Linked DNA regions of Homo sapiens: region 2 is linked to region 1. A link is a loop called in an ENCODE intact Hi-C map of the cell type or tissue named here. Cell type or tissue: dorsolateral prefrontal cortex. All regions are shown on one strand.

Evidence for each region. Peaks named below come from ENCODE experiments on the same cell type or tissue, not always from the same donor. Only the 100,000 strongest peaks of a DNase experiment are listed, where the experiment ranks them.
Region 2: it touches region 1 in a loop (4-fold over the local background); 3 of 110 quality-filtered maps call a loop at or near these places.

The regions. Positions count from the first base shown.
Region 1 is chr2:21,250,565-21,255,564 of GRCh38, reverse strand. All of the region lies in intron 1 of LOC105374317 (a long non-coding RNA gene), which reads right to left. Among named protein-coding and RNA genes, the nearest start is that of TDRD15, 130 kb to the right of the region's middle. In dorsolateral prefrontal cortex, no CTCF peak of the experiment used is centred here; no DNase peak of the experiment used is centred here; H3K27ac peaks cover 4,795 bases.
Region 2 is chr2:21,194,647-21,199,646 of GRCh38, reverse strand. No RefSeq gene overlaps it. Among named protein-coding and RNA genes, the nearest start is that of TDRD15, 73 kb to the right of the region's middle. In dorsolateral prefrontal cortex, no CTCF peak of the experiment used is centred here; no DNase peak of the experiment used is centred here; H3K27ac peaks cover 972 bases.

The DNA of each region.
Region 1 (5,000 bases):
CACACACAGGAGCTCTTGACCTATGACTTCAGATGTTACCTTTATCTCCGATGGCCTATCTTTAGAACATCTCTGAGCTACAGCAAGGCTCAGTGGCAAAAAGTCAAAGGAGGAAAGTCTGTGTCATAAAAAGAGAAATTCTCTGTTGGGTCTGACTATGAGCTCCTTTCTCCTTAGTGGTGTAGTATGGCTTCCCTGGACCCCTTGCCAACAGGCTGCTCCATAGTAGTCCAGGAGAGAGGGGACGGTCACCCTCTGCTGACAGCACACAGTTACTTTGGTCCACACAACTATGCAGTAGGAGTTGCTCAGTTGTACTGCCATCAAGCAGGGGGAGGGGGCACACACTGCCACTTTCCTCGGCTACACCAGGGTTTCCTGGCCAGCTTGTCCTTACTCCTCAAAGCTTGGGGAGCCGACTCCTCTAGGTATAGGGGGCTTAGAAGACAGGTGATTTTGAGTGATTAGGTCAGATGGAGCCTGAACTCTCTCTCTTCTCCAGTCCTATCAGATTACTCAGAAGGGACTCCACATCCATCACACACGGAGTCTCAGTGTTCCTCAGATAGGGAACCCCCAGGGCTAGCTGGAGCAATAAAGTGGTCCTGAGGCCACTTTCTCTGCCCTCTGGTGCTGAGCCTGCTGGCACCGCTTTTTAAGCCAATGTTGAGGAATGGGGCTGGTTGCTGATGGAAGGAGAAATGACAGGTTTCCTGAAAAGAACCCAAGAGCTCCTCAGTGGGCAAAGGAGAACAAAAGGTGAGCCAGAGCCCAGGTCAGGTCAAGCCTGTGTCCAGAGGAGGGCTCCCTCTTCCCAGCTCTTTCCCCACCCTGTGTGCCATTTAGAATGAAAGGCATGGACAAGGGGAAAGAAGGGAGCTATGGTCCCCGCATGAAGGCCTCCTTGGCAAAAGGCTTCAATCACAGTTGTCCAGCACCCATGGAACTGGGGAAGCAATGAGGGGCAGCCGAGGCTGCTATTTAGCTCCTCCATCCATGTATTTTCTACAATAAAGTGTGATTAAGGCCAGAGAGAGCCCCAGAAGTTCCCTTCTTTAGAAAATCATCATCAGAGGCCTATTTGACTTTGGAAAACAAAACAAAAGAGAAAAAAACGCTTGACCCAAACTTTCTCAAACAGTGAGCCATTCTTTCTGTGAGCACACTGGCTAGAATTCTTAATAAGTTTGAATAGGAAAAGTGCCTTGTCATTCTTTTCCATGCTTTCTGTCTCTTCAGCCCCGGGAAGCCCCCCCAGCTGATGAAGAGCCTGCCTGGAGCTCACACAGCATCTCCTGCCCTCCACAGTGTAGTTCGTGCCACACTGTATTGGTATCATCCTTCCCTCCACCTTCTCAAAGAAAGAAAATTTTCAGCTTTTGTACATTCTGGCTAATAGGAAGGACATTTTCCAAGTCCATTAAAAAATAAAGTTCCTTTTTACCTAGAAGCCTTCTCTGATCCTTCTGTGTCCTCATTCTACACACTGGAATGCCACAGAGATTTCCTCTTCTTTGAGTGATGGGGCTCAAAGCTCATGTGTCTTAGGAGATATGAAGGCCAGCACTGGGCTTAAGTTCAGTCCTCCTAGGTAGAGGGTTCAGCAACTCAAATGCAGGGGCCATAGGGGACAAGTCTCCATGCCCTAAGCTCTCATGCCTCCAACAGAGCAGGCTGAAGGTATATGTTGAGTCAGCCTTTACTCACTGATGCATGGCTGGGGGCAGAACTGTGCCTAGGTGGCACGCCACCTCCCTAAGTCACTATAAGTTTGAGCACCAAGGTCAGGATCACTAGCACTGTCTCCTGTCCTGTCTCCTTCTCTGAATCAGAGCAACCCACATTCTCTAGAAAATGCTCCAGTCCTGTCTTTCCCATCTCTTTGCAGATGGCTCCAGAGGAAAGCTGTTAAGTGGCCACTATGCAGGGAGGGCAGAGAGGAGGAAGAGTGTTCAAGGCAGAGTCAAACCCTGGTCTACAGGGAAGGAAAACAGTGAGGCCTGGGAAAACAGTGAGCTCAGTACAGACTATAAGACACAGCAGCTCCCACTCTACCATCGCCCACCTCCACACCTTCTCAGCCATCCACACCTCCCAGACCACATTGTACTTCATATCTGGAGTGGCTGAGCCCATTGCAATCTCTCTGGAAGGCATTAAGGCCTAGAGGGAACTGGAGGGACTGAGGATCAAGAAGTTCCTCGTAGGAGTCTCTAACTAACATGTTCAAGATCTTAATGCCAGGAACTCAGAAAAGTCCAGACTCTTGCACACACAAGGCTTCCTCTTGTTGGACTGTATCTATCAGCAGGTGCTCTCCATCATCTAGGTGAAACAGATGGAGCAGCTTGAGCCATAGTGAGCCTCCACAAAGTGCCCACTTAGTATGGGAGGCAAGACTCACACAGAAGTAAGCTAAGGACATCATGCTGTGGATGGATAGATTGCACAGGTGACACAGACATTCAGAGCAGCAGGAATTCACATGAAGAAGAGAGATCACTTGTGATTGTAGACCCCTAAAGATGGTAAGGTTTTAACAGGCTCCCAAATGAGAAACACATCAATTTAAATGGGGAAAAAGGTCAGATAAATTTTCAATGTTAAAGGTCATGTAAATGTAGGCTTGATGATAAGATATGCAAAACTGTACATTTTAAGCAATGGCGGAATGGGCCATTCAATGCCACTGTATGAAATGATTCTTTCTTCTTAGGCTCCATATTAGTTTAAAATAAAATAAAACCATTTCCCGCTTGATTACAGTTAGAATCAGAGAAGGATTTTCAGTCTGACCCTCAGTAGTGTTTAAAACAGTGGAAAAGAACAGATAAGGCACTGAATAAAATAAATGTTTCCAATCTCAATCCAGTTACTGCTGAATGCAGCAGCGGATTGGAAAGGTAGGTCACCTCTGGCATTCTCAGCCATAAGAAATTTAACGATGGATGAAAACGGATAAAATCAAGATGCTGTGATAGAACGGGGGGCTTCAATATCTCAGAAAATTAGGATCCTTGTAACCAATTTTACAATGGCTGGATTATAGCTAAATAGGATTTTAAGTCTATTGTAAATGAAAGGAAATCTAAATTAACTGGGCCACATCATTTTCACTGAAATGTGATAAACGCTAATTTCCTTTCTGGGCAACAGTGACTTGGCTTGCGATAGCTGTTTGCGAGGTGCTCAAGTCTGACCAATCTCAAATTGGCCTTTTCCAGTCCTAAGGCTGAGCCCTGAAATCCACATTTTTAGGATGGGGAGGGCATTAAGGGAATCAGTCAAAATTTCCCCTATTTTGCTCCACGGCCTCACCACTGGGTGCCCAAGGACATTCAACTACTTTTTAGAACCACCTCTCTCTACCCACTTTAGCGTGACCAGAGCAGCAAGATAGTCTCCCAAGCACCCGATTTTAAGATCTCTCCCTCTATACTTCTTTATTGTGACTGTTTCTGTTCCAAGCAAAGTATAAACAACCAAAGGCAAAGTTTTCACATACACAAAAGCCAAGAGACAGAAAAGGATAGGCTAGCATGACAGACAGTGAGCAGTGAGCATGGTTGGTGCACAAGACACCAGATGGAAAACAATGTATTTCTATATCTTACTGAAAAGCCCCCAAGCTTTCCAATTCTGGGGTAATTCTTTTCTTTAATATGCAAATAAAATAATTGACATCCCTCTTTCATTTCCCTATGACACCACTTCCTTGGGAAAGCAAACATGTTGTGATTGCTGCTAGTCTCCAAGGCAACTGTTGACACAAGATTGTAGTAATTAACCAGCCTTCCTGAACACTTGAGGATACAGATGTCCCAGCGCCTGCTGTGAGGACCTGCCTTTTGATTCTCTCTTTTGTATGCCAAGCTCTCCCCATGCTTGGTGGCACTCACCATATCTAGCCCCAATGGAAAATCCCTCTGGATGTGACAGAGATTGCCTCGTATGTGGACCAGAGTGTTGCCCCATATTCTCTCTCTGCATTTCCATGGGGAAGTATGAGTCATCTTCCCCTTGGTGAATTTTTCAGTGGGAAAGAAGGTAGAAGGACAGAGTTTCAAATCCCCTTCACTGCTTTTATTCCTGCCTCTATCCTATCTGGGAAGGGTATCTTTCAGAATAGTGAAAGATGAAAATTATGCTGAGTGTGGCATTTAGTATAATAAGCGAAATTTTACAGACTTGAAAGAGCTCTAAGCCTGGATGGCGTGGCTCTATCCCTGCCCTTCCAAGAAGCAGGTAGTATATTGTTTCCTTGTCCCAGAGCCCGCTAAAAGCCAGGATGCTTGCACCATAGACAATGGGTGTAAAAAGAATGAAAGAAAGAACTCCTGGAAGTCCATTCAGGGATAGCTCTCTGTGAACCAAAAGGCAATTTTGATGAGAAAAATAAATGCATTTTTATGCAATCCTATGGAATCTCTGATATATATATCAGTCCAAGGCATGCATGGGAATTACCACCTGTCAACTGGAATCTTACAGCCTTCCTGAAGGGGAGTTAGATGTGTCACTCCCATACCCTCACATTTAGAGAAACCTTATGTCTCCACTCCTGGATTTTCTTAGTCCCTTACCTTCCTCCAGCTCACTCTCCAGCTCCCAGTCTCAACCATGCAGCCCTCACCCACTGCTCTCCTGATGCACTCCCACTTGCTCATTCATTTGGCTTCACCCCATTGGCCTCTGTGCTGTTCCTCAAAGAGCCAAGCAAGCTCCTCCCTGTCAAAGGGCCTGTCCAGTCACTTGTTTTTTCCACCCAGAATGCCCTTTTCCCAGGTTGCTTCACATCCTGCTTCTTTTTGTTAACATTTCTGCCTAATTGTCACCTTCTCAGATAGGCCTTCCTTATTTAAAAGATCATCTCACCCTATTCTTTTATCTTGATTTTGTTTTCTTTATAGCACCTTGACCTGGGAAAACCGAAGTACTATGTGTGTGCACATAAATATATTGTGTAAGCGTATGTTAACTGTCCACAGAACCCAATCAGC
Region 2 (5,000 bases), 56 kb after region 1:
CTTCTGAGAATAGGGACATATCAGCAACGAGAAAAGGGCTGTGCAAAAGGAAAAAATGATATCAAAATTTCTATTTTGTGAACAAATATGTTGATATTTGAAAGCATCAACATGACAATATAGAAATAACAATAGTAAATGTGGTCAAAATCATTTTGTTGGAGCCCAATTTTGTTTGTAAACGGGGAAAGGTACAGGTAATAACATCATTGGCACAGGATTCCCTAAATCACATTGTTACTAATTCTGTCCCATCAAGGACAAGAAATCTTCCAAACCACAAACAGAGGCAATGTAGCAACTCAGGATATTCCAATTTTTCCGCTGCCATTAGCAGTTTATAAACTTTCCTGAACAATGCATGTCTTGGGGAATTTTACAGGCAGGGAAGAAATGGAAGGGGTTGTATCAATGATTTATGTGTAAGTCAACTAGAAACCTCTACCGAAATACTTCCACTTTTGTTATAAATCTTCATTACCACATTTAATTTAGTAGGCCATAGTCTCATCAAAATTCAAACCCATTTACTCTATTTTGACACTTAAAAATGTCTGATTAATAGAGCCAGTAGGTTTCACATCTATTACATCTTTTATTTTTACATAATTTATGCCAAGGAAAATATCTACAGAGTTTGTGCCCGATTGTCTCCCTTCACCAACCTATGATCATTTATGGAGATATTCTCCAAAATTCATCACCAGATCCAGGAGATCATTAATAGGCTGTCCCTGCTGGGCAGGGAAGAGCAGGACAGAGGGCAACACTGATGTCTCGCCCATTGGTCAAGCTGCTTCTGCTGAAAGTCCAGAAAGAAAAGTAACAGATGTTGCGGTAATTGCCAGTGTGATACAGTCACGAGCAATTATTTAAAGAAACAAGCTCAAAAACAAACTTTACAAAAAGGACCTCAAAGACTACATATTTATCAATCAAAGGCAAGAATAACAGAAACCAAAGAGAAAAAAAAATCCCTTTTACGGTGCTACTGTAAAAAACAAATCAAGCATATTTTCACTAATTTTAAAAACTGTCAGTTCTTTCTTGGTGAAAATATGAGTCCATATGGCATACTGGGTCTGCTAGACTACCATGAGGATATGATCCCATATACGAATTTATTTAAAGGTGATTTTAATAGGGACAATGTTAATCAATTTAACCATTTACTTTTATTGTATCACTTGTCATTGTAACTGGCTGCTGCTTTTTTACATCCACACAAAACCAGGACTTCAAGGAATTGGACTGATGCTATCTTGAGCTCTCATTTATTTATACCTTAATTTATTTTGGTGTGGATGCATTGTTTAAAAAATAATTAGGTTGTCTTAAAATAAAGCACATTTAAAATAAAATAAATACAGTCATGTTTAGAACCTAGCAAAAGTATTGTGGCCCAGCACTCTACCCAAGCACCTGAATACTACCGGGAGCCTCCAGCAACCAGGCAGAATTGCAAATAAGGATGAAGTCACCACAGAATCTTCTGAAAGGTTATGTTTCTCTTTTACTGCACATTAAATTGACTAGTTGGCTCCATATCTCCACATGAAACAAGGAGATTCGTAGTGGCAAAGCTGATAACATTTTGAAATCCTTTATGAGGAAAACCTAAATGCCAGTTCCAGCACACACAATCTAAAGTACTCCAGAACAAATGACTATTCATCTTGACCCCCTCCCCATCTCCCCTACATTGCTCTGTGTAGCTCAGCAATGTCCTGATTGCAAAGATGAAGTTTCCATATTTCCCAATACAATCTCAAAGGACTCCATTGCATACGATTCCCTAGTTAAAATCTGCAGATTAATTACTGGGAAAACAGCTAGACCTCTTCCCCTCCCCTGAAAAAGTAGGCCACCTCAGGGAGGGCAACTCTTCACGTATCTTTGTGGCTGCCAAATATTAAGAGATGAGATGTGATAGTATATCCATTATGCTTTGGAGGATAATTTTAATTATATGTGTGTATTACCCCTCATTGTGCATACTCTTAAAATAAACATTAAAGTGGAAAAATACACTAAACTCAGTCATGACTATTCCATGAAAAAAATAAAAAGAAGGAGAGTGTGCTCTGCAGATCCATGGCCCATATTTCTCCAGATTCTGGGCACACATGGTGCACAGCTGTTGCCTAAATCTGGCCTTTGGGGGCCAGGGTGAAAGAAAACACAACTAGAGGTGAAATAAGCAGGTGTTTTCCTTTATTTGTTTGCTCTCATTATTTGAGTGGGAAGAGCAAGATAACTTCCTATATGGCAAAGTACACAGAAGAATTCAAACTTTTCATCAAATTTCTTTGTTTCTTAATGGCAAATTGACAGTGTTCTTTCTGGAAATAAATTTACCGTCATGGCTATAGAGTACAAGAATGAAAACAAAAAAGTCTTTGTTGGTCTGAGCTAAAACTAAAATACACTTATGACACTAAATCCTACTCTGCCCACTCCTTAAATATTAAACAAACATTAATACAGAACTTACTCCAGCCCACCTTTTATTACAGATAACTGTAATTTCCTCATCTCCCCTATCAGAAATAAACTCCTTGAGGTCAGGAATGATATTATTCATTTGTGTTCCAAACGCAGATCTTGCATAAATATTTATGAAATGATTTGCATCCAGCCAACACACCAAAATATCTGTAGAATGAATCCGTTCTGAGTCCCTCAGGGAAATGCTATGAGAACAAGATCTTTTTTGGAATTATGATATTTGAGACGAGTGTAGTCTATTCACACGGGTAACAAGTTTTGCTTACTAGTAGTAATTTAGTGCAAGGAAACAAGGTGGACAATTCAAGGAAAATCCTCAAGTTTCCAAAGCAGAGACATAACAGAATGAAGTTTTTTTTTCTCTCTCTCTCTCTCCAGCATCATCCCATGTGTATATTCCTACTGGATTGCTCTTATACTAGTTATATAATTTTAAAACACTGGTTATCCTCATGAACACATGATATTGAACTGATATTTACATATATATATGTGTGTGTGTGTGTGTATATATATACATTATACATGTTAATCTGTGAGCTGATTCTAGCCTGAAAGCTGTCAGTATGATGTTGGCTGTAATGTCTCTGAGAAAGTTTTAGGCAGAAGGAGTTGTGTGAAAAAAAAAAAAAAAATCCTGTGCCTAAATTCTAAAGAGGAGCTAGTCTTGGATTAAGCACATGCAAGTAAGGGCATTAAAATATGCTTAAATGAATTTTATGTGTTACATATATAAATACATATGTATGTAATGCATTGAACTAGTCATCATTAGGAGAATAAAAATAGTCACCTTTACTCTCTCACTCTTTCATATTTTTAATAATGACATAAAACCCTCCATGCATAATCACTCCTGCAAAAAAATTTTTTTAGTGTTTAGGGCCTGTGAATTCTTTTTTGTTTTGTTTTGTTTTGTTTTTTAATCAGTGATCTTCTGCCATTAAGATCCTCTAAAGTCTTGATGTGGCCCTAGGGACAGATCGTTTAACCAGCATGGTGACAGTACCAAAGTGAGAAAATTCCAAGGAGAAAACAAATTTTTTAGGAGCAAAATTGGGAGCAATAAAAATAATCCCCACCCCATCTCCATACTCAAGATTTTTATTTCAATTATTTTTTAAGTTCTAGGGCTTATTTTATAAAGAATGATAATAGGTAAAAACTGTGAAAAAAAATTGGATTTTAAATATTTGTAAAAGAAGTTTATAAAATATTTCCCCGAATTAGGAATAAAAACATGGTTTTTTCTTATAGGATTTAATATCTCCATACACAGTAAAAATGATTTGGTAAGCCATGTTTTAACATAGCATATAGTTGCATTTACAAATTCAAAAAAGTCTTTAAACCGAAATAAGTCCTTAGAATAAAAGTTTTATATAGTGTGTATCCAAATTTAAAAAATATATGTTTCTCCCTATATTTCTCAAGTTGGCTGCTGTTCCACACCTCTGATCCTAAATCCTGTCACAATATCCTCTGAATTTACAAAGCTCAAAATCAGAAGACACCTCTCATTTGTATTACCAGCACCTTAATTTCAGAGTGTGATTTTCAACAGCTTCATATCTTTCTGAGTGTAGGGAATGTATTCTTAGTCATTCTGCCTACCAGGAAGTGACTGGATTCATCTAAGAGCCAATACACTTACATCTAACCCTAGAGGGAATCTCTCTTCTTAAATCTGAAGAAAGGGAAGAAGGAAGGGGGAGATTACATTGAACTACTTTTATATTTAAATCACATCACAGTTATCCCAGAAATGCTAATTTACTAATTTTCAAATTAAAAGATGACTGCCATGAAGTTTTATCTTGAGTAAAGTTCAGAATTATTTTACTAAGTAGCTTCAATAGGTTGGTGGCTTGGATAAATTAAGTTGATGCAGATCTCCCTTTTGTTACACTTAATCTACTATGTCTTCCCCCATTGGGTAATTGTAGGTTTGCTATTAGAGCTGCAAAGCTCTTAATCTTCCTCAGTATGATAACTACAGCCACACTGTCCTGAGGACAATCATGAAAAGAGGGAGAAAGCAGTAGCACATGATGTTCATTCCTCGGGCGCTGATAGTGCTTGTGACATGGGGCATTGTTCTGATTTACTTGAACAAATCTTCAGAGCTTTAAGTGATTTCAACAGAGACTTTAATCTCTTGCTGCAATTAGTGCTCTCCACAGACTTGACATATTATCTAATCATTACATCTCTGGCCTTAACAAATCTCACTGCCCTTTTACTAATTTGATAAAAAAAAAAAAAAAAAAGGCCTTCTGGTTTCCAGAGCTGGTGGTTTTTACCCCTAAAATATATTCCGATAACATTAAAATACATATAAAATGCCCACTTATAGCTCACAATATATATGATAGAAATCCTTTGTTCTCAAAATTCTACACTCTCAGCAGTTCTTGAATTTTCTCGATGTTAAGAGAAATGTGTACAAGCAAGGGTAGAAAGACAAAAAGTGGTTTTCTATTTTATATTTC